2 separate regions of the Mus musculus genome follow, and region 1 is linked to region 2. A link is a loop called in an ENCODE intact Hi-C map of the cell type or tissue named here. Cell type or tissue: heart. All regions are shown on one strand. Links, peaks and the distances in the headings refer to the core of each region. The heading gives the core; the rest is flanking DNA.

The links. Peaks named below come from ENCODE experiments on the same cell type or tissue, not always from the same donor. Only the 100,000 strongest peaks of a DNase experiment are listed, where the experiment ranks them.
Region 1: a loop joins it to region 2, with 2.7 times the contacts of the local background. A loop is called at or near these places in 3 of 42 quality-filtered maps.

The regions. Positions count from the first base shown.
Region 1 is chr15:91,185,774-91,202,353 of GRCm38, reverse strand. Abcd2 (ATP-binding cassette, sub-family D (ALD), member 2) reads left to right here and starts at 10,347. Exons shown (of 10, transcript NM_011994.3): 1 at 10,347-11,684; 2 at 13,339-13,519. The coding sequence starts at 10,746. It overlaps CN725425, which reads right to left and starts at 2,908. Exons shown (of 13, transcript XM_030248865.1): 1 at 2,756-2,908. The coding sequence starts at 2,778. In heart, for the core only: a CTCF peak has its summit at 9,954; a DNase peak (open chromatin) is centred at 10,523; H3K4me3 peaks cover 2,784 bases; H3K27ac peaks cover 1,168 bases.
Region 2 is chr15:90,983,035-90,999,614 of GRCm38, reverse strand. It overlaps Kif21a (kinesin family member 21A), which reads left to right. Exons shown (of 37, transcript NM_001109040.2): 2 at 1,560-1,782; 3 at 1,890-2,072; 4 at 3,982-4,131; 5 at 5,140-5,274; 6 at 5,747-5,914; 7 at 7,790-7,905; 8 at 13,635-13,830; 9 at 14,184-14,373; 10 at 14,818-14,881. Among named protein-coding and RNA genes, the nearest start is that of Gm52216, 37 kb to the left of the region's middle. In heart, for the core only: a CTCF peak has its summit at 6,576 (motif pointing left); no DNase peak of the experiment used is centred there.

The DNA.
Region 1 (16,580 bases), core at 7,544-12,543, 200 kb before region 2:
TGCTGAGGCCCTTTAGAAGATCACAGTACCAAGAGCAGCTAGCCCTGTCCTCCCTTGCCTGCTCTCACAGTAGACACAGGAGATAATCAGGTTTTCATAATCACTATAGGGCTTCACCCTAGAGAGCCCATCTTTCCGGGAAAAGTTTATTTAAAACTGCATATGTTTTTTTTAAAGTTTTTACATTTACTTGTGTTTATGTGAGTGAGTGAGTGTGTGTGTGTGTGTGTGTGTGTGTGTGTGTGTGTGTGTATACACATATGCATGTGTGACCATATAAGCAATTAGACGTCAAAGGACAACTTCAGCAGTCAGTTCTCTCCTTCCTCTGTATGGAGTGCAAGGATAAACTCTGGTCATACAGCGTGACCACATTCACCTTTCCTCACTGAATCATCCTGCAGCCCTGGGGCATCCCAGCGTCTCACCTGTCTTAGAGTTACTCTATAGTGTATAGATGCCAGCTTACATCTAAAGCAAGGCTTTCCTCTTTCTGATCTCTGATCAAAACTAAAGTCCTAAGATACTGTAACCACATTTCTTTATTCTGTGGTTTAGGCCCCTGGTAGCTGATGCCCGAGGTATAGCAGTACTTCATGTTGAGAAAAGCAATCTTAGGCTGTGTTTCTTCTAGGACACTGCTTTTGCAACTTCCAGCAGCAACTAAAACATTAATCTCAAAATCACCAAGAAGTTCATGATTTGACAGGAACACCTACAGTGTTTATGTCTTTAAAATTTCCATGCAATATTTAATATATATTATTTTAGATTATGTATATGTGCACATGAGAGCAGTTGTCTGTAGAATCCACAATACGGTGTTGTATCCCCTGGAGCTGGAGTTACAATCCATTAATATTCACTTTTTAAAAGTCAAATTTGAATACATTACATTACAGTCACTATCAACTATATTCTAGCAAAGTCTGTAAGTGAATTCCTAGTGTTTCTAAAGTGTGCTAATAGAACACTAGCCAGAATTAGCCATTTGCTTTGTTTTACATTTATGTGTTTACTTATTAGTATACACATGTGTAAACATGCACACGACACACTGTTGGGTAGCAGTTTCCTCCAAGATTCAAACACACTATCCGTCCAAGACTGAACTAGACCACTCAGCAGGGATGCTCCTCAAGCAAGAAGGCAAACAACTGAAACAGCCCCAGGAAACCCCTGAAACTAACCAAACTCACAAGGGCCCCTCCCTCCCAGAGTAAACAAGGCAAGTAAAACAGAGCAGGCAAGCTGACTGGAAGAAAATTAGACTAAGTCACTTGGAAAGGACACTCCCCACCTGTGTAGCAGCCTGCAGGGTGTGCAACAGGTTTCCTGTTTTGTAAGCTGTCACCTATGCCTGGGTAGGCTTTGGTGGTACAGCTCTCTTTGAGCTATTTCTGCTCCTGTAAGTAACCCCTTACCCATATTCTTGTAAGAAACGTCAATACATTTTGTTGGTTTACCAAGTTGAACTTTGGTATTATCTGTATTTAGGTCTGTCATGGGCCCTCTATCTGGGGTAAGTAGACATCGGTGTTGTGTTCTGTCTCCCCAGGAAAAATTTTGTCACAAACACACATCCTGTGCGTGAAGATTGGAGAACACCCTTTCCTTGCTCAGTTATCACCTTTTAGTATATGGGTTCCAGGGCTTGGATGACAAACATCTTTGCATGGTGAGTCATCTCAAGGGTTCGTTTTGCTTTTTGAGATGGTATTTTTGGCCTGAAACTGGTGGAAATACTCTCACTATAGCCACTCTATGGGAAATTACAGGCAGGAGTCCCCACACCCATTTAAAAACATGTACATTTCTGAAATACAATGCTAACATATTCAACAGAGGTGTTCCTGTTAAAATTACTAGCCATCTTTCTCCTATAAAATTCCTTAGTGATTTATATTAGTATCCTGATATCCTGGAATCTATTTGTGATATATATCAAATATGTCATATATACACATATATCATATATATTCACATATATATCAACAAATTAATCCTGATAAACATACTTTATCAAGTTAAATTTGCTTTAAATTATTTCCACTGGGGCACATGTAAGATAAACTACAATGAACTGTTATATAAAAATAAATTGTAAGTTTATAATGAATTTTTATGTGATTAATCCTGAATACTGAACATATTATATATCATTTTTATTCAAGGTAAGTTTTCATTGTATTTGTCCTTTTAAATAAAACAAGCTATGAGCTGGGTATGGTTGTACACGCCTGTAAACCCAGCTCTTTAGAAGGGGTTTTCTTTAGTTCCAGGCCACACTGGGCTAAATCGTCTCTAAAGTCAAGCAAAACTAATAATAATATTTCTTTTTTAAATTATAATTTGAAAATATGGTGTATATATATACATATATATGTGCATATATATATACATACATACATACATACATACATACATATATATATATATATATATATATATATATACCAACTGGGACTAGAGCTGTTTTGAAATTCCTACATAGATTGTACCCCATGCCCAGGGGTTCTCACTAGATGAGGATGCCTGAAATGGAGGGAAAGCAGCAGCAACCCCACCACGCCCACTGTGAGGCCTCAGAGAACCCCGTGGAGAGTGGAAATCAGAGTTGGTTTAGGACCCTGGACAGTGCTGAGTTTCCATCTTGGCATTTACCAGGGAAGGCTGTGGCCTTGCCTCGGGCCTGGAATGATGGCGGCACTCCAGGACCACGCCGGATGGATCCCAACCCGAGCGCACACCTTACCGAGAGCCCCCGACCCAGTTCATCTCTCCAGACGCTCCCACGCGGGGCCCTCACAGCTCACAGCTCGCAGCTCGCACACTGAAGGTCACGCAGAGGGACGGCAGGCAGCCCGCGCCTCTCCCGGCAGGCACCGCGGGAGTGAGAGTGCCTTCCGGTACAACACCCGGCCTCCCTTGGTGCACTTCCGGTTAGGCCCCCATGGCTGCCTTGCTCTCTTTCCGGTTCTGTGTTGGGCTATTAGTTCACGGGCTGGACTTGGAACGAAGGTGACAACATTGCCAACCACATATCGGAATTCTTCTTGACTCGAGTCTGCAGTGCAGTTTTAATGTTTAGAAAGTATTGTTGAGAAGAATCATCACACCAGACAAACCGCTGTATACGTTTTTTGTGAATCCCTTGAAGAGCTTGACAGAGCTTTGATGAGCTGTGAAAAGTTCCTGACATTAAATTTTCTTTCTGAACACACAAAATCCTAAAGCAAGAAGAAGAAGACGAAAAAAAAAAAAAAAAAAAATGGTTCTGTGTTGTTTTGTCTTCATGAAACATTTCTCTTACAAATTATGTTTGTCACCGCCAGCTTAAGAGCAAGTTTTAATCAAACAGTGGCAGGGCTCGCCTTTAACTTCAGCACTCGGGAGGCAGAGGCAGGCAGATGTCTGACTTAGAGTCCTGCCCAGGGATACATGGAGAAACCCTGTCTCAAAAACAAAAACAAAACCAAAAAAACCACCACCACCACCAACAAAAAACATGAAGTTCCTTTTTCCAAATAAAGTAAGTTTTCAAATTGCCATGATTTCTTCCAGAAAAAAAAATTGTCAAAATGTAATATTTATCTAAGTTTTGAAGAACTAGTAACTAAAATAAATACATCTTATTTAAAAACATTAATCCTAATTTTATAACGACAACAACCCCTACCACATTTTATCTGTAATGGAATCATAACAGGTGAATTCAACATTTCAGAAAAATCACTGAGTGACTATTGATATTTTTTCTTAATTAACCATAAAGACAAAGCAGGTACAATAGGTCTGAATCTCCAACTTATATTCAAAAACTTTGTTGGGTAACTGAAAGGGGAAAACTTAGCTAATACATTATCTTTTTCTTTTCTCTCTTTTTTTTTTTCATTTTTTTTTCATTTGCCTGGAAATAAACAAATTAGTTTGGCTTCTGAGAAGGGTGAAGGACAGAGAGCCTACATAAATTATCTCTTCTCCCTAACTAGAGTCCCTCTTTTGTTCCTAGTCATAGAGGTGCGATAAGAATGTGAATCAGGTTAGAGATTAACATTAAGACACACACTTGGGGCTGGGAAGATGGCTCAGCAGTTAAGCGGACTGACTGTTCTTCCGAAGATGCCAAGTTCAAATCCTACAACCACATGGTGGCTCACAACCGTCTGTAATGAGATCTGATGCCCTCTTCTGGTGTGTCTGAAGACAGCTATTGTGTACTTACATATAATAATAAGTAAATCTTTAAAAAAAAAAAAAAGACACACACTTAGACAAGCTATTGCTGAATTTCCCTTCACAACAAATGATAGCTCTGTAGAAACATGGGCACAGTTAAAATATTGACCTAAAATGTTATCTTAGTTGTTGTTTATGCTTTCAATCAGTAAGTCTCATAACAGATACATGTAGTTTAAACACCACTATTTAAGAGCTTGTATATCAATTAGGTAATCTTTTAGGTTTGTAGGACTGTTCAAGAAAACAGTATTGTACAAAGAAAATATTATTTAGCATTTCTTGAAAAGAAAAAAAAGACCCACTCAAATTTCTTAAAATTTAATTAATTTATCTTTGACTTCTAAAGATTGCTGATTTATAATGAAAACATAAACAAAATGCATCATATATTTATATATTTTTGGTTCTCTTCATTACAAAGATGTTTGTTTTATATATTATGAAACATATTTTTATATAAATATGTATGATTTCCAGCTCTGCTCTTGATATTGGTGATCCTTGAAACTATAGCACTTTTTAGAGCAAAGTGGTTTAATTATTGCATTTAGAAAAGTATGTAAATAAATTTTTTAAATTCAATTTTATTTGTAATTCATTTTTTACATTCCATATTCCATTCCCCACCCTTCCCCATCCACCATCCAACTGCTCCACATCCCACACCTCCTCCCCACCCCACCCCATCTCCACGTGGATGCCCCCACCCGCCACCCTACCTGACCTCTAAACTCCCTGGGGCCTCCAGTCTCTTGAGGGTTACGTGCTTCATCTCTGAATGAGCACAGACCTGGAAGCCCTCTACTGTGTGTGTGTTGGGGACTCATATCAGCTGGTGTGTGCTGCCTGTTTGGTGGTCCAGTGTTTGAGAGATTTATGTGCATGGATGTTTTGCTTGAATGTGTGTGTGTGCCGTTTTCATGCCTAATATCCTTAGAGGCCATAAGAGGGCATGTAAGACCCTGGAACTGGAGTTCTAAACAGCTGTGGGTCACCATGAGGGTGCTAGGATCCCAGGTCCTCTGCAAGAACAGTGAATGCTCTTAGCTGCTTATCCATCTTTCCAGCCTTCTGCATTAGTAAATTTGAAACATTAATGTCAGACTAGTTTTCTCAGATTATTAATCCCCTTGGGAAAAAAGTTAATATTTTCCATATGAAATTACATTAAGTGCAGAAGCTTGAGTGGAAATTTTATAATGCTTACTACAATAACAAGTGATTTTTTTCACTCCTTTTTTTTCCTTTCCTAGTTTGAAATTCAAACTAATATTGACTTTATTTTTTTCTTTCAATAAAAAATTAAAAGAAACCCCATAACAGTCTTAATGTCTTACTTTAAAAGAATATGTAACCATGCATTGTTTAACAAAACAAATACACTTTGAGCATCAATTCTAGGCGGCATTATCATTGGCCAAACATGAAGTGGAGTACCACAAAACTAGTAGGAATGTATACATTATTCTGTATGTTCTCTTGATACAAAGAGATACAGTTAGCATGAGAAGTATAGAACTGGAGTGTTCCTTTAAAAAGCCATTTGATAATCAGGTGTATCCTGTACAACAACAATTAAAAGTATAGTATAGTATCTATATGGACCAGTAGCATTATTATTATAACCTAGCATATGGTATTTTGTTATATTATGTCCAGGAGCACAGTAAGTCTCTTTATGACATGAATAATTCAAATGCATGAGTGATGCTACATTCTATGACACTTATGCTTACAAAGTCAATAGGCAAGAGGGAAATTTTCAGTTCTTAAATGCGACCCATTGTTGACCTGGATGTGTTGTGGCACATTTTCTGCCTTCTTTCCTCTCAAACTGAATCCTTCTATCCCTATCAGAAGCCTAGTTTCAAATCTTAGGACCCACCCTCCCCCAGTTGGTACATGCAGTGTGGAGGATAAAGGTGGGGTTTAGATTATTATAGTTGGGTCTGTGCTAAACTGACTGACTCTCAAATCAAATCACACGCTGACCCTTTCCATAACTCTAATATCTGACCTTCAGCCTTCCTTGTACCACAAATCCCATGTCAATTTTTTTTTGTCTTGATTACTTTCTTATTTAATTCTTTTCACAAGTCTCTTACCTCTGGAATTCAAAAGTTGTTTCTGCAACATTATGCTCCAATACATTCATTATCTGGCCTACTGTTTTAGGGTTTCTATTTCTATGAAAAGACATCATGACCATGGAAACACTTATAAAAGAAAACATTTAATTGGTGCTAGCTTACAGTTCAGTGGTTTAGTCCATTATCATCATGACAGGGAGCATGGTAGCAAACAGGTAGACATTGTGCTCAAGAGGTAGCTGGGAGTTCTACATCTGGATCTGCAGGATGCAGGGAGACCTGGCTTGAGCATTTGAAACCTCAAAGCTCATCCCTGGTGACACATTTCCTCCAACAAGGCCACATCTTTTAACAGTGCCACTCCCTGGTGACCAAGCTTTCAAATACATGAATCTACATGAGCTTACATCTTTAATGTCCTTTTGACCTAGATTTCCTGCTCACCAGCCTTTCTCTGATATGGCTGCTTCTTGTTTTTCAGTGATGAATGGTATTTCCTCCAGCAGCCAGCTGCTGTCTAACCTAGTCAGTCATTCAGCCTGCATGAATATCCTGCCATTAACCTTAGTGAGGTATATCCTGTCCTCTGTCCTTTCCAGATGCACTTAACCCTTCTATGTTTAGCTACCAGAAGATGTGACAGAAATGATTTAGTTGTATGTGTGTAAAAGAGTCTTATTTTCATGCACCAATAGCATGATCCAAGGAATAAAATATTTTGTCAATAATTATTATGACTCCACAGTCTCCACATTTGGGCTTAGAAAAATCAATCCCTTGCCCGGTGTTGAGAAATGAAAACCTCAATGCTTCAAGCACCGTGGGCAAGCACTTTAAACACAAAACCATATTACAGCCCAGAAAGTCCTTTATTATTTTTAATTTTTAAAGTTAAAATATAATTACATCCCCAGCAAATGTTTCCTCCCTCCAACTCCTCCTATATCCTGCAACTGCTTCTTAAATTCATGGCCTCTTTTTCTTTAATTGTTATTGTTACACACACACACACACATACATGTACTTTCATAATTATATAAATAAAACCTATTGTGCCCATTTAATGTTGCTTGTATTTATATGATTTCACGGTTGAGCACTTAGTATGGGATGACCAGTTAGGGGCTCATTCATCTCTGTGGAAGTCTATTTCTCCCTTTCTTAGCTCTCCTTAGTTGCCTGCAGTTTTTTGTCTAGGCCAAGGATCTGCTTAAGAGTTCCACTTCCGGACACATGCTCCACTATGTTATAATAGCCAGAAGCTGGAAAGAACCCAGATGTCCTTCAAAAGAGGAATAGATACAGAAAATGTGGTACAATTACACAATGGAGTACTAATCAGCTATTAAAAACAATGAATTTATGAAATTCTTAGGCAAAAGGATGGGACTAGAAAATATCATCCTGAGTGAGGTAACCCAATCACAAAAGAACACACATGGTATGCACTCACTGATAAGTGATTATTAGCCCAAGATACAATTCAAAAACCACATGAAGCTCAAGAAAAAGGAAGACCAAAGTATGGGTGCTTTGGTCCTGCTTAGAAGAGGTAACAAAAAACTCACAGGAGCAAATATGGAGACAAAGTGTGAAACAGAGACTGAACAAAAGGCCATCCAGAGATTGCCCCACCTGGGGACCCATCCCATATACAGTCACCAAACGCAGACACTATTGTGGATACCAACAAGTGCTTGCTGACAGGATCCTGATATAACTGTTTCCTGAGAGGCTCTGCCAGAGCCTGACATATACAAAGGTGGATGCTCACAGCCAACCATTAAACTGACCACTGGGTCCCCAATGGAGGAGTTAGAGAAAGGACTGAAGGAGATGAAGGGGTTTGCAACTCCATAGGAAGAACAACAAAATCAACCAGGGACTAAACCACCAATCAAGGAGTACACATGAGGGACCCATGGCTCCAGCCACATATGTAGCAGAGGACTGCCTTGGTGGGCATCAATGGGAGAAGAGGCCCTTGGTCCTGTGTTAGCTGGAGTTCCCAGTGTAGGGGAATTTGAGGCGGGAGTGGGTGGGTGGAGACACACCCTCATAGAAACAGTTAGAGAAGGGATGGGATAGGGAGATTCTGGGGGGAAATTGGGAAAGGGGATAACATTTGAAATGTAGATAAATAAAATATCCAATTAAAAAAAAGAGTTCCACTTCCATATTTCCATGTCTTCTGGTGTTGTGTTGGTCCTGGTCCTGTTTAAGCAGCTATGCAGTTAAAAGGATCCTAGGTGAAGCTCCCCTGCTATTTCTAGGAGACATACTTTCACAGCAGATTTTCTGGTCCTCTGGCTCTTCCAGTCTTCCCACCACTCTACCCTGATGTTTCCTGGACCCTAGATGCAAGAGATGCGCTGCTGTAGATGTATTAATTGGCAGCCCAGGGAGTCTTATCAGCATTGCTTGAGTGTGCTAATATGACCAAATACCAAAGATATGTGTCATTTGTATGTTGGTACATCTGTTAAGTTGGATGCAAATAAAAGACCTCTGGATAACAAACAATTCTTAGATTTAATATATGTATGCCAAAGAGCTCAAAAGAATACTGTTTTTTAAAAATCATTCTTGGTAAAGGCAATTCTTTGACTCATGTCTAATGAACAATAACGATCACAAGACATTGGGGCACATATTCTAGCAGGGAGGTTTGCAGACTTCTATATACAATGTTTTTTTTTAAACAACTGACTATTTTATTTAATGTCTACACCCACTTCCCAGAATAGCATCGTTTCCATTTTACAGATAGAAGGCAAAGCTGAAGCACAGAGAGGACTAGTAACGAACACACAAGTGACCCGTTGTGATGTGACAATCACCATGTAGCTATCTTTCACTTCTTTAAATCAGGACAGATGTGGGGGTGTCAAAGTGCACTCCTGCCCTGGAACTACTATGGAGGATCAAAAGGGAGAGTCTGTGCATAATAAGGCCCAAGTATAAAATGATGCTTAGCTTAAGGGTCAAATAACACTAGCAGGTTAAAATAAGCCGTTCTACCTAACTGTGCTGGGCTCTGGCTTAAATGCACACCTTCAGGATAAGCCAGTCGTTGGAAAGACAGAAGAGAGGAGCAGAGAAAGGCTCTATCATGCAAAATCACCTTTGCCTTGCCTTCAAAAAAAGACCTTCAATTTATTAAAAATTATACAAAGTTTTGCTTGACTATTGATCCTTATGCCTTCCACTGGGAATGTGAATAATTTTTAAACTTTCTTGATTGTTGTCAAACAGCAAAAATGTTCATAGGAAGAAGCCAGCAGATTATCTCTGAGCCTAAAGAAAAACATGAAGAAAAAAAAAAAAAGTCTTGAAGAAATGCTTCCTAAAAATTGTTTTCCATCATAGGATCCCAGTTCGATTTCCCAGCTGATAAAATTCTTAAATTACCTCCAAACAAAAACAAACAAACAAACAAACAAAACACAAGGGAGATTTTTAAGTCACTTCGTAAGCAAATATTAATGTGTCAGATAACATTGCTAAACATAATCGTGGAGCAGAAAGAACTTTATTATCAGGACAAGTTAGTACCAAGGGATCTTGGGGAAGAACTCTGGGTGTAGCTCTGAGTGACTGTTTTCTGTAATACCCAAGCTCGCCTCCAGCTTATTTACAATAGCAGCCAATCTAATAGTTTCTGTGAATATCTGGGGAGAGTCGAAACAAGGGCGAAGGGCGGGAGTGAGGGGGGGGGGGGACAACATCTTCTGAACAAAACATTCTCAAGGATACATGTTTGCTATTTTGTCTTATGCCTCTCGCTGTTATCACTCTCTTGTCTGACTCCTTTCCCTGGGCCGGTTCCGTTAATCCTCTTGAGGCTCCTCCCTCCTCTCGCTGTTTCTTTCTCTCTGGGCTCATTAAAGCTGCTGCAATCCTTCCTTCCCTCTGCCTTCCCCTTTGTAGAAATCTTAGAGACGGGATGTATATTCTGAAACTTCTGAGGGTTTCTAAGTGCCGCTGAGCATGCTCAGTAGCTCTAAGGGAAGGTTTGTTCTCCAGCAGCTGACCTCATTCGACCTCTCCAGAAATAGATATTTAACTCTCTGAACTCCTGTTTAAGTATAGGATTTGTTTTGGCTCTCTCTTCGTTTTTAAGGTTCAAAGGGAAGAGGCCAGGAGTCCAGGGTCTCACCGCCCACGCAGCCAATGAGACGCCTGTGGGTGGAGCCTGGCCAGCTCTGGCTGCTGAGGGACTCGCCCCCGGAGGATGCGGTGGAGTTTGTGCTTTGCTGCATCCGTCACTGAAGAACAAAATAAGAGTAAAGGAGACAAGCTGCAGAGCATGGGAGGCTGTGGGGTCTTCTGAAACCTTTGCTGGGCTTTCCGCGGAGCATGAGCTTTTAAAACGAATTCTTTTCAAAGAAACCCATTTGTGTAGCTGGAAAAATGATACACATGCTAAATGCAGCAGCCTATCGGGTGAAATGGACCAGATCCGGTGCTGCTAAAAGGGCTGCCTGCCTGGTGGCTGCGGCATATGCTCTGAAAACCCTCTATCCCATCATTGGCAAGCGTTTAAAGCAGCCTGGCCACAGGAAGGCAAAAGCAGAAGCTTACTCGCCTGCAGAGAACAGAGAAATACTGCATTGCACGGAGATCATCTGTAAAAAACCTGCGCCGGGACTAAATGCAGCTTTTTTCAAACAGCTACTAGAACTTCGGAAAATCCTCTTTCCAAAACTTGTGACCACTGAAACGGGGTGGCTCTGCCTCCACTCGGTGGCTCTAATCTCAAGAACATTTCTCTCTATTTATGTGGCTGGTCTGGATGGGAAAATCGTGAAAAGCATCGTGGAAAAGAAGCCTCGGACTTTCATCATCAAATTAATCAAGTGGCTTATGATTGCTATCCCTGCTACCTTTGTCAACAGTGCTATCAGGTACCTGGAATGCAAACTGGCATTGGCCTTTAGAACTCGCTTAGTAGACCATGCCTATGAGACCTATTTCGCAAATCAGACTTATTATAAGGTGATAAATATGGATGGGAGGCTGGCAAACCCTGACCAGTCTCTTACCGAAGACATTATGATGTTCTCGCAATCTGTGGCTCACCTGTATTCCAACCTTACCAAACCTATTTTAGATGTCATTCTAACCTCCTATACTCTCATCCGGACAGCTACATCCAGAGGAGCAAGCCCTATAGGGCCCACCCTGTTAGCAGGACTTGTCGTGTATGCCACTGCTAAAGTACTGAAAGCTTGCTCGCCCAAATTTGGTTCGCTGGTGGCTGAAGAAGCCCACAGGAAAGGCTACCTGCGGTATGTCCACTCCCGAATCATAGCCAATGTAGAAGAAATTGCCTTCTACAGAGGACATAAGGTAAGACAGGCATTAAAGCAACGGGTGAAATGTGAGACTGTTCAGGCAGCCACTGCACTGCCAGATACCATCTGTTGTCTTGTTGACAGACCCACTTTCTGAGCATTTTACAGTCCCCGTGCCCCCCGCTCCACCCCCACCCGCCGTCCCCGTAGCTAAATCATGCTAAAATACATGAGCCCTTTAAATCGCCAGCCAGGAGAGAATGAAAGAGTCCAAACTTCTCTGAAGTTTCATGAGAATAAAATGTCTATTCTTTTTTAAGTAAGCGGTCTTCATAGCCTCTGTTACTCTAGTGTGACTGTAATGAATGAGCTCAAAGGCTTTTTCTTAAAACTTAAGTACTAACTTGGTGAAGGGTTCTGCACATTGTGAAGTCCATGCACTTTTAGGAACTGAGAGTAAACTTCTTTGGATTGAGAGGGAGATGTTGGAGTATCCTTTGTCGTTCTTTTGTGTTGGGGGATGGGGAGGGGGCGAGAACTGCTTTCAAAGAAAAAAACAGTTCAGACACTTTTGCAAGACTGATCAATGAGAGTGGTGTGCAGATGAGGAAATGTAGAGGAGTGTCTCACGAAATGGCCTTTACTTTTAACTTTGGCTGAGGACATAATTTTGACAGAGATAATTAAATTTTGCCTAGGAGAGGAGTAAAAACTAAGATTAGCGAGGACAGGAGTAGGAAGGAGCACCGCGGTGCTATTTTTAAATGGTACCGATCTTCAACAGTCGAATAATTAGCCCAGTTATGTAAAATCGTAGTGTCTTATAGTGGCTTCACAATGTTGAGTATGGTATAAATTGGGGGTGAGGACATCTGAAATACAATACCAATGGTTTGGCAAGATAGAGAGGAGTATTTTTAAATATATTTTAATTTCCAAGCAGAATGGCGTTCCCTTTAAAGCATCAAGAATTATCATTGTTTCTTTCTCAATCACAGAAGCAATCCGAAGGAAAAAAAATCTAAACTAATTTAGGACCTCTATTCCTACTTGGTATTTGCTATGTGTGCCGTGTCCTGATTTATTTATTTATTTTTTTTGTTTGTTTGTTTGAAACATTGAGCTCAGTGTAAATTAGTAGATTCTTCATTCAAAAGACAAAATCTGGGAAACTAAGCCAGTTCAAAACAGTATAATTATACACGTTGTGTTTGGTTTTGGTTATTTTTGGTGTTCTCAAGAGTGATATGGGTTTAACAAGGCTTACTTGTATCGTCATAAAATATTATTTAATTTTAACATCTTAAATTTTAAAATTTTAAAAGTATAAGTTTTTCCCTCCCTCCCTTTCTCTCCCTCTTTCTCCCTCCCTCTCTTTCTTTCTCTCTAACTGTTGAGAAGTATACCCAATGCCTTATTATGCTAGCAATGGGTAGCGTTCTGACACTGAGCTAGGCTCCTGTCTCACTCATGTGTATTTCAAACAATATTACATGTACCAGATAACATGTTTTCATAAGTAATACTAAATTATGACTAATTCTGGTGTCTAGTTACATGTATTAGTTGTAGAAATGTATCAACAATGGCTATACTAAAAACAGCAAAATAATATATCTACAACATGGAAGAGAATCTTACGCGATGCCACTGTTTATTTCCATAGCTCATGCTGGATTTATTCTTATCCTTTTTTTCCCCCTTTTTAGGTAGAAATGAAGCAGCTGCAGAAATGTTACAAGGCTTTAGCTTACCAGATGAACCTGATTTTATCCAAACGTTTATGGTACATCATGATAGAACAATTCTTGATGAAGTATGTGTGGAGCAGCTGTGGACTAATTATGGTGGCTATACCCATTATCACTGCAACGGGCTTTGCAGATGGTGGTAATAACATCCATGTTTAATCTTAAATAGATGCTTAACATTGTTTCTCTTGAAGATGTCATTGCATGTCCCATGTGTTACTGTGTAGACAGCCAGTCTCTGTTGTTACTTGTACTCAGAAACAGTGACAGGTTTTAACGTTCAATACTCAGACCACCAGTATGAAAGAAGCAACAGGTAGCTCAAGGGACCTTACCACGAAGGTCTGTGACATAGTATCTCTAGAAGTCTACCTGGAGCAATTTCAATTATACTGCTCAATGACTTTTCAGTTTACATTTAATCACAAATCAGATCAGTATTTTCAGAAAGAATATGACATAGGCATACCTCATGGTTTGTTCTTAACATCCCAGAGAATTAAGCATATAAGTTTCCTTATATGCTTAATATAAACGGAATTTGTCCTGATTTGTGATTTGAAAGCTGATTGGCTATTTTAGATAAGCAGAAATGCTATTTCAGAGTGCATGTAATCATGCGGATGGGTTCTCCTCTATTTGTAGTAATATAGACATCTCCCCATTACATGGTTTGGTGATGTTTAGGGGACGGGACTCATCAAGATGCAGTTACCTAATTCGATCCTATCCCTGTCTCTACAGTTTTTACCAACATCCACCCCCCCCTTTGGGTATAACTAAGAAAGGTAAGGGCAAGAGAGACAATGTCATGGTGCTCTCTCTGTGTGAAGGCTTGAGTCTTTACTGGCAGGAATGAAGGGGTTACAGTTAGAGTTCAGCTTTCATAGGTGGTTCATATTCGAGAATTCAGCCAAGCACAGAGCAGAAAACGGAGTCTAAAGCAAAAACAGAGAAAAATCTGTCCGTGATCAACACATACCTTTTATTCTCTACAGAGCTCACTGTAGCAACTGTTCCCATAGCCTTTGCAACACATGAAGTATTGCAGATAACCTGGAGATATTTAAAGAACACGGGATAATATAAACCCTGTAATCACTCCAGTGATTTCTCTAAGCAACTTGGCATAGGTAGATCTCAGACTCTTTAGGGTCCCTCAACCAGTCTCCCCATTTCCCCACAGATAAGAAAGAATGGCTGTAACTGATGAAGAAGGATTTTCTGTTCTCCAAAAATCAAATATCACCCCGTCTTTAGAAACTACTTGATCAAAAATTTAGGAGTGAGCCAAAAGCAGACTTTTGAGAGAAACAGAGTTTGATTTCACACTTGGCCCCAGTGATTCCTACTGAGGCCCTCTTAGTCACGTCAAACAAGCCTTGGGTCCCTCTTCTGGAAAAGTAAAACAGGAAAGGCTACCTCAGAGGGAGTTTTGAGACATAGCACAGAGATGCTTCTGAAGGACAGAGCTGTTGTGCCTGACTTGTGGTAGCTGTTGTTAGAAAACTGAAGACAACACTTAGAATAATGTAGGAGAATTTCGAGTCTTTTATAGTTGTTTCCAGTTAAATCTTAATGCCTATTGCTTAAGGTAATAATAAAAACACATGAAAATGTAATGTTTTTAAAGTTACTTCAGTGGTTTAGTTCATTTTTATTTTTAAAATGTCTATTTGAGTCATTATTAAGTTAAATATATTCATTTAGGGGAACTGTGACCTGTCAGTGCTTCTTCGTGGAGGGCACTACCCACATAACGAATATACTCCACAAGTAAACTGCCAAATAGGAACTGTGGAAATTGAATTTTATCTGGATTTATGTGTTCACATTTACCAAGAAATCATTTGAAATTTCTATTGTAAAAGATACTCTTAGTAATAGTATTCATGACAAAATCCTTTTGAAAAGAAAGAACTACTTTTCCAAAGGAATTTTTACAGAAAAAAAAAAAAAAGGAAAAAACAAGAAGGAGAAGAAACTACTGAAAAATGCACACCCTTAAGATTTGCTAGGAAATTTGGCAAAATATAAATTAAAAAACTATTTCTTAAACTAATAACATTCATCAAAAGGTCCCATATCTAATCTACATTAGATACAATGCCCACAAGATTATACTACAATGTCGTTGGCAGTGTCTGGTCTTATTAGAAACCCCTGGTGTAATCCACACAGAATAGAAAAAAAAAGTAGCTATTAATGGCGACAAATTAACCCCACAGAGGTTAGTAAGAAGTAAACATGTACACCATGAAACTAACTAGCTCAATTACCAAGAGGTAATGAGGTGTCTAAAAATAAATCCTACAAACACTGATATTACCAGCTTGGGGGGTGAGGGGCCGGGGAGAACATCTGATGATTCCACTGGAAGTGAGACAAAGTATCGTTCCAAACAACGTCTTGCAGATGTGGGCAACTGAAGCGCCCCACGGAAGACAAAAGGACCCATCTGCGGAAGGATACTTGAGAATGTTTCAAAGTCTGTAGAACTGAAAGTTGCTGTGTGTGACCATGTGCTCAGGCTACTAAATATATCTGACTCCTGGTGACCTCCCCAAGTGACAATACCATTTCACTCAGTGAAAATGATTCTTTTTTTTCATATACTGAGATCAGTTTCAGGTTTCAGGCCTAGGAATTATATGCCATATTCTCTAATCTAGTCTTAAATTTTAATTTAAGGCCAGGTCTGGTGGTGCAAGCCTTTAATCCCAGCACTCTGGAGGGAGAGTCAGGTGGATTTCTGGAACATCCTGAATCTACAAAGCGAGTTTCAGGACTACTAGAGCTATGTAGAAAAGGTCCTGTCTCAGAAAATATACATAATTTAAACTTAATCACTTAGTTGCCTCTTGTGTTACAGATAAAATAATTGCATGATACTATATTTCAAAGCATAAGAAAGTGGTAGGGGATGGGGGGGAAGGGAGGCTGAGGGGGGTTAGTGAGTGAATCAATGGCTGAGACACTGCCCAGTGGTTAAGAGCCCTTACTGCTTACAGGGAACTGGGGATTAGTTCCCAACACCTCTGTTGAGTAGCTCACAGGTGTTTGTATCCCTAGTTGCAAGGTTCCTTTTCTGGTCTGCTTTGGCAGCGTCTCTCCTCACAGGCACAGACCTGCCTGCCCCCACATACATACATACATTCATACATACATACATACATACATACATACATACATACATACAT
Region 2 (16,580 bases), core at 3,813-8,812:
TATATGTTTGTACATATGTTCACAGAAGTCAGAAGAGGATGTTGGGTTCCCTGTAGCCATAGTTATATGCAGTTATGACAGACTCCAGTCCTCTCCAAGAGTAGCAGTGTTCTTACTGCAGAGCCATCTCCCCATCCGTCTTTGTCTTCCAATAATACAGTGTCCAGCAGTTGAAGCAGTGCTAAATCTTGAAAGAATTATGGGAATTATGGTTTCCCTTCACAAGTGAGGACATTGGTGTTCCATAGTGAGAGACCTGGAGCCCGGGCTTCTTGATGAGCACCCCGTTGCTCTTTCCCCGTGCCTAACAGACTACTTGGTGGCTAGTATCATCCTTTAAAGCAACCGTTCTTGGAAACTCTAGCAAAGGAGAAAACTGCCATAAGGAATGACATATCATTGCATATGTAAGTGGGATTGGTACTCACTTCAGTGTTATCTTTTCTGTCCCTCTGTCTTTCCATCATATCTGGACTTATGGTTGAATTACTCTTAATAAACAGATGGACTTGTTCTACCTCATTGGTCCTGAGTTTGCCCTTTGACCTCACAAGACAGGGATGTAGCAGGAATGCCTTTAAATTTTATTACTTTCTCCAGTCTTCATTCTTTTGGATTCTGTGTGGTTGTTGTGTTAAACTGCTTGTGTTTCTCCGGGGCCAGCAGGGATCTGTTAAGATACGCAGTGAGCACTGGTGCTTATACCCTGGATGTCATGTCTATAGAGTATATAGGATGGATTTATAGTCTAGTTTGTTCTGTTATGAATGTATCACTAAACTTACTTTCTTTCTTTGAGAATAAGCGTTGAACATACAGAATTCAGAACAGGGAAGTTTTGGCCTCTGGGCAGGTGGGATGGGTACGTGCTGTATCCTCTTCTGCATGAAGGGAGGGCAACCCATTTCACTGGCTTTTGCTTTAGAGAGAAAATATTAGAACTTCTCTTTCTATCTTATTTTTAATTTGTTTTCGAAAACTCTTGCTTCTGATGCGTCTTAGTACATGACCAAACAGTAAAGTTGTTATGTGAATACATGTCATTAGCAAATGATTACATATGTGTGTGTGTGTGTGTGTGTGTGTGTGTGTGTGTATTGGGGAAATATGCTTAAACATGTGAAGATACCGTAAGTCACGGTCAAATGTGTTCAGAAATCGCTGGTGACAAGTTAGAAAAATGTGAGTCAGGGGTTTCAGGATACCGGGGTTTAAATATTATCTGTAATATTTCATTTTTATGGTGATGATTGGAAATAAAGAGGAAAACAACAACTGAGTGGAGAGTTTATCTGACTGTCTATTTCTTACAGCTAATGAAAATTATCTCCCCAATAAAGATTTAATTTTAAGAGGAATTTTATGTTCTTGTTCATTATTTTGGGGACTAAATAACCCGTTGGGGTTATTAGGCAAGTGATACTGAAGTTAATTCAGTGCAAGTCGATGGATTTAAACTTTTGGCCAAGGACTTAAAGTCCTTAAAGCCTTTTCTGATGATTCATCTTTCTTTTCTGAGTATAACAATTTGTCATCTCTTTTCTGGTTCTCCTCCACAGAATAAGACCACAGCTTGCCAAAGAGAAGATCGAAGGTTGCCATATCTGCACGTCAGTCACACCGGGAGAGCCTCAGGTCTTCCTCGGGAAGGATAAGGCCTTTACTTTTGATTATGTGTTTGACATTGACTCCCAGCAGGAGCAGATCTACACCCAGTGCATCGAAAAGCTCATTGAAGGCTGTTTTGAAGGCTACAATGCCACCGTGTTTGCCTATGGACAAGTAAATGCCTCATTGTGTGCATGCGAATTAGAATTCAGTTCTGTTTCCATTGTCTTGTCTTGTGGCCTGGGTAGTATGAACTGTCCTTCTCTTGTCCCTTTGTTCAGACCGGAGCTGGGAAAACCTACACGATGGGAACCGGATTTGACGTGAACATCATGGAGGAAGAGCAGGGCATCATCTCTCGTGCTGTTAGACACCTGTTCAAGAGTATTGATGAGAAAAAGACCTCAGCGATTAAAAACGGGCTGCCCCCTCCTGAATTCAAAGTGAATGCCCAGTTCCTAGAGGTAATAGACTCATGGTCAATTTCCTTTAAATTTTACCCGTTACAGCAGATCCTTATTAATAGGATACTGCTGGGCTTTTGTATAGTGCTTTGCACACAACACTCAGTCAATGTGGGTTTAGGAAATTAGCATTATTAGTTAATAGGTAATAAATATGCCTTACTTTTGGACGCAAAATAATGTTGACATTTATACTATAAATGCGTGACATGTAGATTAAAAGTACAATTAACATTGCTTATTTCTGAACCTTTTCTTAACAAGTGATAAACTATTGTAGGTAATTTGGGTCGGCTTATAAAGTGCTAGGAGTTAAGAAATTATTATCAAAAGGGAGGGGGCAAGTTGAGAAATGGCTTCAGAGGCTGAGGGTGTCTCTGTAGTGTGCAATTATTATTGGGTTAGTATAAATTTATGGTACATAGTCTGGTAGGGCGCTCTGTTAGGAGGAGGAAATCTAGGCTCTTGGGTAATACTATAGTTAGATGGGCTGGCACATTGTAATTCTGAATTGCATTGACTTTACATATGTCAATAAAGATCTTTAAGAAATGAAGGATAAAAAATGGATGTCTCGGTGGGTAAGGATGCTTGCTGCCAAGCTTGAGGTCCTGAGTTCCATTCCAGAGAAGAGAACCAGCTCTCCATGTGCGTGCCATGGCATGCATGCTCTATACGTACGCATAAATAAATACGTGTGTGTGTGTGTGTGTGTGTGTGTGTGTGTGTGTGTGTGTGTGTGTAGTAAAAGATAGAAGAAGTAAGCCACCAGAGATAGAATTATCATCCTGTTTGCCAGCTGTAATCACAACCAGCATATTCACAATTACCAAGTGATGGGATCAGCCTGGGTGCCCATCGACAGACAAATGCATAAAGAAGATGTGAAATGCACACACACATGCATGGGCCTGTGTACAGCGTAGAGCACTATTCAGCCTTAAGAATGGAATTATGCAGATTGCAAGAAGATGGACGGGACTGGAAATCATCATGTTGTGTGGAATAAGCCAGACCCACAAAGATAGAATAACAGAGTTCCTTTTGTATTTGTTAAACAAACAACAACAAAAACAACAACAAAACAAAGCAAAAAAATAAATAAATAAAAAGGAAGGGAAGGCTTTGAAATAGAAGTGAGGGAGAGGGGAGGGGGGAGGGGAAGGAGAAAGCAGGTGAATATTTGCCTGAACTACATTGTATACATATGTGAAGTGTCGCAATAGAACTTATCTTTTTTTTTACATTAATGAATGAGAAAAGAATTAGTAAAGTCTTTAAACGCACCGAACAGGATAAGTATAAAAGGAAAAAGAAATACAGTTTTAGGGTGAAATTGTAAAACGTTGAAAATTCTTAACATCTCCGAGCTTTTTCTTTAATCTCAGCATCTGAAATGCTGAGGTAGGGCCTCTGTGAGTTCAAGGGCAGCCTGCTCGGGATACTCAGTGACACACCCCACCCTCCTAGGACAGCCTGATCTACAGAAAGTCCCAGGCAGCCAGGGCTACTTCTAATGAGACCTCACACCCAATACCCCAACCCCAACCTTCTCCCCCAAATAGAAAGTATCTCTGCCCTAACCTTTGGCTTTGCCTGCATCTGAGCCGTACTGGCTCAAGCTTGCCTATTTGTCTTTGCTTCTGTCTTGCGGAGTGGTCATAGGTCATCTTAGCTTTTGTGCCTGGGTTGTTTGTTACGATTACGTCATTTCCTCTTTATTTTTATAGCTAAATCTGACATTCCCTTCAGTACTCATAAATGTGTGATCATATACTAATTCATAGCTATATGAAGAAATAGCTGTCATTTTGAGGGCTGTCGAGTGTATTGAAGATACCCTGAAGCATGTCAGAGGCTCACAGAACCACTTCGACAGAATTAACCATTTAATGTGTCTTTTCCACAGCTCTATAATGAAGAGGTCCTTGACTTGTTTGATACCACTCGGGATATTGATGCAAAAAATAAAAAATCAAATATAAGAATTCATGAAGATTCAACTGGAGGAATTTATACTGTGGGCGTCACAACACGCACTGTGAATACAGAACCGGAGGTGACTGTGTTGTTAAAACAGAGCGTAGGGGCTTTCAAAATTGTCATTACTGATAGAACTCAAGATAAATACGTAAAATGGCTTTCGTTCAGTACAACGGAGTTAAAAATCTTGTCTGCCTTCTTTGTGCTTTTTCCCCCCCTAAAAGAACATCATTATAAAAGTATGAGAGTCCTAGCAAGATGTGTCAGGTGCCTTCTTTGTGCTTTTTCCCCCCCTAAAAGAACATCATGATAAAAGTATGAGAGTCCTAGCAAGATGTGTCAGGAACCTGGTGCCCACATGATGGAAGGAAAACCAATCCCCAAACTTCCAAATGTTGCTGTCTGATCCTATGCATGTACTATGTCTGACGCGTGTGCACACACACTGACATATGAATTGATGCCAAAATGAATTTAATGGAATACTGTTGCTAACTCCTTAGCATAACGTTTGTGTCTTGCTAATTCTTTACCATAACAACACCGAGAGAGGCCGTCATCCTTGGCAGATGATGTCTGAAGTTGGGTGCAGTGTGTGTACAGCTCACATGCCAGAGCTACAGAGGGCTAAACTGTGCTGAAGTACGAGGTTGTAATCCATTCGTTCTTTGCTCGTGAGGTTTAGGATTGTGTCTTGGCTTTTATAGGGACGCATTTAAGAAAAAAATAATAATCTTAAAAAAAATGAGAAGAAAAAACTCAAACAGGGACGCCTAACTGATTCGGATTACTGTGGAGTCCGTCGTCCCAAAGCCTTCTACTGTAACAGTTTGGAGTGGAAGCTGTAAATGTCAGCATAGGACGGACAATGGGACTTAGTGTTTTCTCCTAGTCAAAAAAAAAAAAAAAAAAAAGGAGAGTGCACCATTGTACTGAGAAGTTCAGCTGAGATGGGCCTATAACAAAAAGATAGGATGAGAGATCTTCCTTTATGTCCGTCAGCACAGTGGGTTTTAGCCGGCAGCTCAGCCAGAAGGTTGGCTGGTGCCTGTGTGTCAAGTGAAGCTTCTCTTCCCCGTTGCAGATGATGCAGTGTCTGAAGCTGGGCGCTCTCTCGCGCACCACGGCCAGCACCCAGATGAACGTACAGAGCTCTCGTTCACACGCCATCTTTACCATTCACGTGTGTCAAACCAGAGTGTGTCCCCAAACAGATGCTGTGAGTTCATTTTTCTTGTTTCTTAAACATTTTGCCTTTAGATCAGTACATCCTATGCACCTCTGGAGAGGCGTTTGATCCAGTTTTATTTGATTTTATTTGATTTTTTTTCTTCCTCTTAGTTTCCTTTTGTTGTTGTTGTTGTTATTTATTTAAAGGAAGCTGACCAATTGTGTAAGACTTTGGAAAACAAACAAAAATACTGAATATCTGTTTGTTATGACCAAGTGGAGGGGTCATCCTCTAGGCTCTTTGTGGTTAGGGCTGTTTTGTCTATTTTCCTTCATCAGCAGAGCCTTAGTTCAGTACAGCTGGAGATTGCTGTCCAAACTTTTTCTCTGATGTTTTCATTTATGCTTGCATGGCTATGCCACTGTTTCTCCAGCTGTGCAAGGGGGCAGATGTGGACAAGGTTACAGGGTGTTTGATGTCACATTAATGAGGAATCTTCGATTATCTTCCGCCATCCCAGGAGAACGCAACTGATAATAAGCTGATCTCCGAATCGTCGCCAATGAATGAGTTTGAGACGCTGACGGCGAAGTTTCACTTTGTTGATCTGGCGGGATCGGAAAGACTGAAGAGAACCGGAGCTACAGGCGAGAGAGCAAAAGAGGGCATTTCCATCAACTGCGGGCTTGTAAGACCACAAGAGACACGTGCCCTCTCTGCTGTCCCTCTCTGTTTAGCTTGGTTGGTTTGGTGATCATTAAGTAGTGCAGGCTCGCCTCACAATGATTCTCCTGCCTCAGACTTTGCCATCCTGGAGTTATAGACATACATTATCAGGGCCAGCTTCCTTTTCTCTACTGTATTCACAATATATCTCATGGAAATCCTCACTGTCTTGAAGGCTAAAGCAACAGTAATACATTGACCTTCTGACCACACTGTCTGTTATCCCACCCCCACGTCGCGGGCTTTCTTATGTCTTAGTTTGGCTCGCTCAACCTTTCTAGTATGTGCAAAAGCTGACAGATGGGAACAATGTTTTTAAACTTCTTTCCACACTTGAAAACATACATTCAAAGCAAGCCCTTAAAGTTAAGTATTTCCTTGGACAAGACACAAAGGTCACCTTGGTTGACATTTTGTGACACTGGTTTTATTGACTGTGTGGATCATTGGAAAGCTTTTTAACAGTTTATTTTTATTATGTCTTTGTATCTCAGAGTCTGATCTATTTTGTTGGAATTTTGTCCAGAGTCCAGAGATTTATCCATTTTTTTTTTTTTTTTACAAAATAGTTTGTATTAGGAATTAACTTTAATGCTCTGCCACCTAGTGGTATTTTGATAGGCAAACGCCTTGTGGTTGAGTTAGCAGAAGGTTTCATTATGTGCAAGAAAATATTTTAGAACACTCTTTTGCATGCCTTTCCTTCTTGCTCTCCTCATTATAGTATTAGACATCTGTTCCCGTGTAAGGAACAGCACTGCTAAATTCCTGTAATGGTGACACCTGGTCATATGCTTCTACTTGGACCCTTCTTGTCCTGCAGTGGGACCTCCAAACTTTAGGGGTTTTGTTTGTTTGTTTTTAACCAGTGCCCATTGATCCCAGTATGATTACATTTCTGTTAGGAACTGTCCAGTGAAGCTTATTAGAGAGACCCTAATCTCCCAATATCAAGGCCCTCATGGACAGGCTCCCTCGTAGTCAGGCCTGAGCCCTACACTTTGAATGTTGTCTCGGATGGATTAGGACACGTGTCCCGAAAGGGACAAAATCCATTGCTCAATTTCCCGTCGAGGCTGTTGAACTTTGGTGTGGCCAGTACTGAATTCCGTAGATTCTGGAAAAAGAGGCCGAGATACAGTATGACTCATGCCACTTGCTGGATGGTGACTTGGCCCTGACAGTCCGTGTTTCTGGTTGTCTCGTGACTGAAAGCTGATATGATTAGTGTGGGGAATGCGTTCCTCGTGGAGTCCAGCCCGTTCACGGCAGGAAAGTATAGCTATAGAGATATTAATGATTTACCTTTTATAACGTTGGATATTGAACACATATCATGTCATATATATATATATATATATATATATATATATATATATATATATATTTCTAAAGTATTACTTGTGTAGTGAATCCTTGCTCAGGGAAATGACACTAATATTTTCCTTGTGGCTATGAGAAGTATTAGCCACATAGACCATTTGTATTATAGCAGGAAACTTTCAAGGAGCTGGGGACTTGCTAAACGTTTGATTTAAATTGAGAAAAACTCATAATACGAATGAGTAGTTCCCTGAAGATGTAACCTGAGCTCCAGGCATGGTCAGACTTAGTCAGTCTTTAAACATTTCTGTTTTAAGGGAAAATCTCTGGACTCTAAGGGCTATGAGTAACACATGTGTTACTGAGCTTACTTGTATTTGGAAATACAAATGTGAATTAAATCCAAACACGGGGTTCTTAATTTTTATCTTGTTTCCTACAGGCTGTCCTTATTAGTTAAAAGCGCTCTAGTTAATAAGCATATGATTTTCCCCTCTCTCCTTTTCTCTGTCAGTTGGCTCTTGGGAATGTAATCAGCGCCTTGGGGGACAAGAGCAAGAGAGCCACCCATGTCCCTTACAGAGACTCTAAGCTGACAAGACTCTTGCAGGATTCCCTTGGGGGTAACAGGTATGTGTTCATCCGTGTTCTAGGTTTAGATTGCATACAATTTTTAAGGTGTTATCTGTAAGATGATTTATAAGAACTGCTTTTATTTTAAAGCAAATGAATAGGGCAAAAAAGTGACAGATACCTAAAATGTGTAAATCATTTTATACATAATAATTCTGGTAGTACTTATAATATTCTTTGGGTAGTGCTGATATTACTATTTTATTGACGAGTTAAAGTTGGGAAAGTTTGGTGATTTATTGAACACCGTATAAGTTTTAAAGGAAATCAGCAATACATGCTTGTTCTACAGTAGTGTAGCTTCTCATTTGCATACAGGAGAGGCCACAAGAATTTTGTTGGTAATAAATGAAACCTTCTAAATTACCACAAAGTCGTTTAAATATTATTGACAGTTTCTCACAAAGTCTAAGGTCGGAACTTGTTTTGTTATGCTGGAAAAGTTGTCAGAAAATGTCAGTTGGATAAAATGCAGGGCGTTTGCTGACGAGCTGTTGGATTCTGTGCTCTCTTACCCTCTAACCCTTTGCACTGGAGGACTTCATGGCTAAACATTTCCTTCTGCTACACAGTCCCTTCTTTCTCCTCCATTGACTGTGTAAATGGAAACTTTTGGGTTTTTGGCATTTGAATTCATTCATAGCCTATTTCAACAAGTTAAACACGCTCCGCACATTTCCTTGATTATGCTTTTAGTGGTCTAAAAGTCATGTTTATTGAGTAGAGGCCACACAATGAACAATCTGGGAATTACGTCTCTTTTTGGACTGCAATTTTTTAAAAAAGACTTTTGAATAATTTTGAATTTAGGTTTAAAATCAGTTTGCCTTAGAAAAAGATCTGTGTAATCCAGCAGCGTTTTAAAATATCTCTTCCTTTTATGTAATCTTGGCATGGTCTTCTTTCTCTTTAGATGTATTGCATGTTTGAATGCAATATGGCTTCCTTTGTTGCATATTTTAAAACCTGTTTTTAGTATTTTCCGTATGTTTTTCAGGATCAATCTAGTTTCATAACAAAGTAAAAATTGTTTTTGAGCCCAATGAACATTTTCTAATTTCCTTCCTTCCCTTCCCTTCCCTTCCCTTCCCTTCCCTTCCCTTCCCTTCCCTTCCCTCCCCCTCCCCCTCCCCCTCCCCCTCCCCCTCCCCCTCCCCCTTCCTTCCTTCCTTCCTTCCTTCCTTCCTTCCTTCCTTCCTTCCTTCCCTCCCTCCCTCCCTCCCTCCCTCCCTCCCTCCCTCCCTCTCTCTCTTTCTTTCTTTCTTTCTTTCTTTCTTTTGTTTTCCTTTTTTGCTTTTGAGACAGGGTCTTTCTGTATAGCCCTGGCTGCCCTGAGACTTCCTATGTTAGACCAAGGCTGACCTTGAGCTCACAGAGATCTACTTGCCCCCGCCTCCCAAGGGCTGGGGTTAAAGGTGTGCCCCACCACACTCAGCCCTCAGCCCTGTGTTCCTTTAAAGGTACAATTCTATAACTTGAACTGTGAAACGAGGCAGATCAGATGCATGTCTGCCCCTTACACATTTATATAGTTTGAATATTTTACCCCCTTGAGAGGTTGTTTGTTCTGCAAGCGTGCTGGGCTGTTCTCACTGTGGCTGGTGCTTGCCTGCTTGTTGAGGATCCTCCAGTGGCTCCTTACCTGTTTTCTAATGACGAGTCGCCCTTAGAGGAGACGACCCTTTCTGATTCTAACCTTACCGCACATCGATTTCTGCCTAAGCTTTCAGGATTGAGCACCTAGTTCAAAAACATTGTACTTTATTTAAATTTTGTGACGTAAAAGAGCTCCACGTCTCTTTTTGTAGCGGGTACCAATCACACATAAACAAAAAATAGGCTAAGGTTTAAGTATCACATATTTATATAATTTAGAGTTACAATTTTCAATAAACCAGCTTTTATATATTTTAATTATATATAATTAGACATATAATTATACTGTATATTACAGCTTAAAAATTCATGCCCAAAATGTGGAAATGGTGAAAAACATAAAGCATAAGTAAAACCAATTATATTTCTAAAGTATAATATGTATTCCACATGTATTGTTATGGTATGCTATACTGCACACCTGAGAGAAACAGATCACCATATTACCAATAGTTTCTTCTAAGTTAACGGTATCTTCTTTAAAAATAGAATTATAAAAGTAAACATTTTTTGATGTTTGCTTAGAGCAAACTAGTTCTTGAGACATATACCTTTGAGTTTTGTTTAATATAGGGTATTTTTCCCTTCCTTGCTCAATGCTAGCCAGCTCCTCTCCTTCCCGACTTTTCATAGTTCCTACTTAATTAGTTCCCGGTCTTAGTGCTTTTCAAAATATTTGTGAAATGCAAGCCTTCCTGCCTTCCAGTTCCTAGTTGACCACTACCATCCGTAACTGTCCTCCGTTTGCCCTATGCATGACTCACCGCATGGATTTGTGCTGGTCTTTACTGTTGTCAGTGAGATGAGTTCATTGGTGACAGGAGGTTCAGGTGCTACACACGCTCACGCTCAAATCTCGGTCCTTACCGTTTGTAACATCGGAGTGTAGTAAGTGCTTTGCAGAGCGGTGCTGCATGCAGACCACACTTATACACTAGGCGTCCTCTAGTCAGCATCCCATCGGTCCTTACTTTCAATTGCCTACTATATTTTCATTATCAGATCATAGCTAGAGAGGCACAAATTGTCTTAATTTAATGATCTCTCCAAAGCATGTGTACATCATACATACTTATGCATCTATTTATATAATACAACAGCGTTTTTGAGAACTAAGGTGCATCAAAATACCGTGCTACATATTTGGAAGTACCTTGAAGAATTAAACTTATAGGCCTTCCCATTCAGGCCTTTAGTGTCTGAAGTATGGAAAATGTTTGTATGAAGGGAATAACAGCAATCGTGTACTGGATAAGAGGGAAGCATTCTAATGGTGCAGGGAGCAGAGGAAAGGTCCAGCCGAGCGGAGTGTTCGCTGACAGAATGCTCAAAGGTAGTACGAGCAGAGACAGGAAGGAATGAGTAAGAGCTCATAGGAGAGCCTTCTGTGGTAGCGCATCCCGTTAATCCTCACACTCTGGAGGCAGACAAGAGTGGATCTCTGTAAGTTCGAGGCCAGCTACAAAGCTGAGTTCCAGGTCATCCAGGGACATACAGTGAGACCCTGACTCGAAAAGAGAGAGAGACAGAGAGAGAGTAAAAGGAGAGACGCTCTAGAACACGACCTTTTTATTTGCTGTATTTTTGAGATAAGGTCTCATGGCGGCTCAGGTTGCTTTGTACTTGCTATCCTGCATCAGCTTCGGCTTCCTCAACAACTGGGAACATCCTTCGAAGAAGGCTCAGTAGGACACAGCTGAGATTCCCGGGGGAGGGAAACCGTTAAGGCAATTACTGATTAGGGTCAATTGCCCTTACCTTCCTACCAGGGTGGGTGAACTGGGTCTTTAAATGAAGGTTTGATATGTTAATTATGTTCATGTTTTCCTGAGTTTGGGTGCATCCAGAGATGGATGTGAGCATTTTGCTCAATTGCTTACCACTTTAGTGCCGAGATTGCAAGTCCGTTGAAGTGGCTGCTGGGGTGTCTAAATTTAGTCCCTTATTCTTGTGTGGGAAGCACATTACTGACTGAGCCATTTCCATTTAAACTGGCAGTGACATCAATGCCAAGAAACAGTGGCATTAAAACACAAATCAATACACTCACATTGTCTGGCCTCGGGTTTCCGGCGTGCTTCCCTATAAATAGTTGCATTTCATGAGGATACCGTAAGCTGCAAGGCTTCTACGGAAGACAGAAGCTTGAACCATTGCAAAGGTATCGGCCTACGTTGGCGCAGCATTGTGTCATGAGGCAGAACGCTATGGCAGTCGGAGCCTGTGGCAAGGAGTGCTGTCCACTTAGTGGTTGATCAGGAGTTAGAGAAAGAGTGCCAGCACTAGACTCTTCTTATATCATGTCAAATTGGATTGCAAGTGTCCAGGACAACCTTCATGTGGTTCGTTGACAGACATAATAGCTGGGGTATATAAGCATTTGACTATTCTATTTTGATGAGTCAGTTTAACATGTCTCGTATTTCCGTTCTTTTCCTGTGTAGTCTGGTCAGAAGTCAAATAACAAACTGAGTAGCCAACCACAAATGATGGTTTACTACTGTGAAAAGTCGGCAGATACTATATGCTTCTTTTGTTTGAATCTGATTGCATTTTGAATGAGAGTCATAGCTGAATCGAGCCAAAATGTCAGTGGAAAGGAAGAATTTTTAAAAACAATTTTAAAAAATTTAAATTTATTTTCTATGTGTATGTGTGGGGTGCCTGCATGTATGCCTGATTGCCATTTGGTTGCAGTGCCCCTGGAGGGCCAGAAGATGGTATTGGATCCCTTGGGATAAGAGTGACAGAGGATTGTGAGCTGATATGTGGGTGCTAGGAATTGAATCTTGGCCCTCTGCCAGAGCAGCCAGTATTCTTAGCCGTGAAGCCGTCTTTCCAGCCCTCATACTTGAATGAAATTTTTTTTCAAAAAAATAAAGCCTTAAATAGTCAAAAAAGTTTATTTTCAACATGCCATATTTATTGTTAAAGTGATAATAGAATTATTGTGTGCCCTTCCTCAAAAAGTTTACATAGGGGGCTGGAGAGATGGCTCAGCGGTTAAGAGCAGTGACTGCTCTTCCAGAGGTCCTGAGTTCAATTCCCAGCAACCACACGGTGGCTCACAACCATTTGTAAAGGGATCTGATGCCCACTTCTGGTGTGTCTGAGTGTACTCAGATGAATAAAATGAATAAATCTTTTTTTTTTTTAAGTTTACAGGGTATAGGGAACTTTCGGGATAGCATTTGAAATGTAAATAAAGAAAATATCTAATAATTAAAAAAAAGTTTACATAGTATCCAGAGATAAATGTATGCGCTCACCACCAAACCCAGACACTATTGCAGATGCCAGCAAGTGCTTGCTGAAAGGAGCCTGATGTAGCTGTCTCCACTGTGGCTATGCCAGTGCCTTGCAAATATAGAAGTGGATGCTCACAGTCATCCATTTGACCGAGCCCAGGGACCCCAATGAAGGAGCTAGAGAAAGTACCCAAGGAGCTGAAGGAGTTTGCAACCCTATAGGAGGAACAACAATATGAACTAACCAGTACCCCCAGAGCTCTCTGGGACTAAACGACCAACCAAAGAAAACACATGGTGGGACTCGTGTCTCTAGTTGTATATGGAGCAGAGGGTGTCCTAATCGGTCATCAATGGGAAGGTTGATTTTGTTGATCAATTGGTTTTGTGAAGGTTCTATGGCCCAGTATGAATGTCAGGGCCAGGAAGCGGGAGTGGGTGGGTTGGGGAGCAGCGGGGAGGTGGGAGGGGATAGGGGATTTTCGAAGAGAAAACTAGGAAAGGGGATAACATTTGAACTGTAAATAAAGAACATATCTAATTAAAAATATAAAAAATGTATGTGCTCATACATTCTCAAGGTATTATGAATCAACATAATATATATTCTTTCTCTCCTATCTTACCTAAGTTAACAAAATCCTTCTGTTAAGATGGTCTTAAATCATGAAGGCTTTTAATGTTGACTTTATTGGTAAGTTAGTAACATCAGTCTTTTATGATCTTCGAAGGAAGATGCTATGTAAATGGTAGGAACTTGAAAAATGTGCATTTCAGAACTGGCTTTCATTTGTACAACGAACCGCTATTTGTAACTTTCAGCCAAACCATCATGATAGCATGCGTCAGCCCTTCAGACAGGGATTTCATGGAGACGTTAAACACTCTGAAGTACGCCAATCGAGCGAGAAATATCAAGAACAAGGTGATGGTCAATCAAGACAGAGCCAGTCAGCAAATCAACGCGCTGCGGAGCGAGATCACGCGCCTTCAGATGGAGCTCATGGAATACAAAACCGTAAGCTAAAAGCAGCGACTGCGTTCTCTGACTGACTGAAGGCCTGGGTCGTGAACGCAGTCTTGACTTGTTGGAGTGGCTGCATGTATTTGCTTTGGAGGTAGTCTTCGGGAGGTCAGACTGTCTAGAATTCTTCAAAAGGCTCCTTACTCAATCTATAATTCTCCTGGCTAATGCACCGTGAAAGATTGAAGGCCAAGGAAATGGGTTTTTTTGCCTTGGGCCTGGGAGGATAAAAAGGCTGCTGGTTCTAGAACTGTGTGATCTTGGGGTTGTCCTTAAAGAAAACTCTTGTGTACTTAAGGCCTGTATTAACCAATGGGGGTGTGTGTGTGTGTGTGGTTCTTTTCAAGGGTAAAAGAATAATTGACGAGGAAGGCGTGGAAAGCATCAATGACATGTTTCATGAGAATGCTATGCTGCAGACGGAAAATAATAATCTGCGTGTAAGAATAAAAGCCATGCAGGAGACCGTTGATGCACTGAGGGCCAGAATCACGCAGCTTGTCAGTGAGCAGGCCAACCAAGTTCTTGCCCGAGCAGGTACGTGTTTAGGGTGGGGTCAGTGGGAGATTAACTTCTGAAGGATATGACACACCCTTTGTGTTGATTATTTACTCTAAATAGTTGGAATTGAAATGTTGAGCTTTGAGATATATATATATATATATATATATATATATATATATATATATATATATATATATATATAAAACTTATAATTTTAAGTTAAATACCTAATTTTAAAAATCAATAAATTCCTACATAAACAAAACATGTGCCCTTTGCAATATTTTTCTTCACGATCTGGGTTCATGTAATTCAAGGTAGGAAATTTGTTGTAGGAATTGTGTTTTTATTTGGATACTAACTTTCCAAACTAGGGCCTCACACAGGGCCAGGCAAGTGCTAAGCCAGTGAGCTATACTTCCAATGCTGGAGTCTTTGTTTTAAAATAAAATGTCCATTTCCTATTTTATCTTGCAGGTGAAGGGAACGAAGAGATCAGTAATATGATTCATAGTTATATCAAAGAAATTGAAGACCTCAGGTATAGTTTTCTATAACATGTAATGCATATCAGATTTTGTAATGTTCAGAATATTCCTGTGTGCTGGGCTGAATATTCAGGAGCTATCAGTATTGCTATTTGGGACCTGTGGTTGTATTAACTTTAGAGGACCAGATACTTGGCTTTCCCACGGCATCATATTCCAAAGCTAATTTTCCCTGTCTCCTTTCCCATGTTCCCTTTCCATTTCTTCTCTTACTGTTATTGCTAGATCTTTATTGGACATCACCAAACCCAAAGTATAGGACAGGCAGGCCTACCCGATGCTGGTGATTTCATCCTTAACCTTTTCATGCCCGTGGATCTTTTCCCATCACCTGGAAACAGATCCAAGTCTCTGAATCAGCTTTAACCTTTTGAACTTTCTATTCCTTCCTGCTTTTTTTTTTTTTAAGTCAACCATACTGGCTTTGGATTTTTCCATGTAGTCAACTTTTACAATCTAAACTAATGGATATTTTTAAAAGATTTTTTAAAAATTTATTATTCATATGAGTACACTGTTGCTGTCTTCAGAGCATCAGAAGAGGGTGCCACAACCACCCTCTTACAGATGGCTGTGGGCCACTCTGTGGTTGCTGGGAATTGAACCCATGACCTCTGGAGGAGCAGTCAGTGCTCATAACCACTGAGACAGGCATAGCATAAAGAGGCCACAGTCCAGTAGAGCATTGTAACTAGACATATGCAGGAAATTGAAGTGTCATAATTTAGTATGATAAAAAAGTCTATCTATAGTCTATGGATGTGGAGAAAGCTGCAGAAGAAAAGACTGGGGAGTTATAGGAAGGTGACGCAGGACAGGGACATTAAATACAGCTGGAAGATTTTTAGTTTCCATGGTCCTCTCTGATGCTTTGTTATTCCTCAAGGGGTAGAACCCCCCAGTTCAGCCATGTGGACCCCTCATGTCTATCCTCACAATTCCATGTCTTGAATTTGTGTTCTTTGTACCCCTTTGTCCCTAGGCTATTCTCAGTGACAAGTACTTTCCCTACTTTCTGCCCTAACAAAGTCGTTTTTGAAGATGCTGTGACATAGCAATAAAGTTATTATTGATTATAACTTTAATGTGTGTGTGTGTGTGAGAGAGAGAGAGAGAGAGAGAGAGAGAGAGAGAGAGAGAGAGTGAGTTAGTTTAATAGTTTAATACCGAACCATGTGACAAAGGTCTTTAGGTATTGTGTCCTAGTTCTGCACAGTATCCGGCTTAAACAGTCAGTTTCTGCTCTGACCGGGAGTGCTCCTCCCTGATCTGTCTAGAATAGAATTTATTCTAGACTGATCTCTCCTCACAGTGTAGACCTCTATTTACTTTGCCCGGAGAAACAGCGGCTCTCTTAGTTTCTGAACGCCCTCCTCCATTTGTGGGCAGCCGCTCTTCAGCTCCTTTCCTCCCTGGTGTCTGGCCAGTGCTTGCTGCAGCTCGTGTTTTCGGGTGCTGTGGTCTGCTTCCTCTCCTCCACCCTGTTATTCTAAAGCTGCATGCCAACCTTGATCTTGCCATTGGGCCAAGTGGCATGACTGCTTCATTATATCCTAGGAAACCGCCAGCGTAATTCCCACCCCTAGCGACTAAAAGTTATACCTTCATGTTCACAGTTAAGGCTTTTCCTTGAGGCTTTTATAGGACAGAGATGACTCATAGGCCACGTTCAGTCAACTGTCACACCCAGTA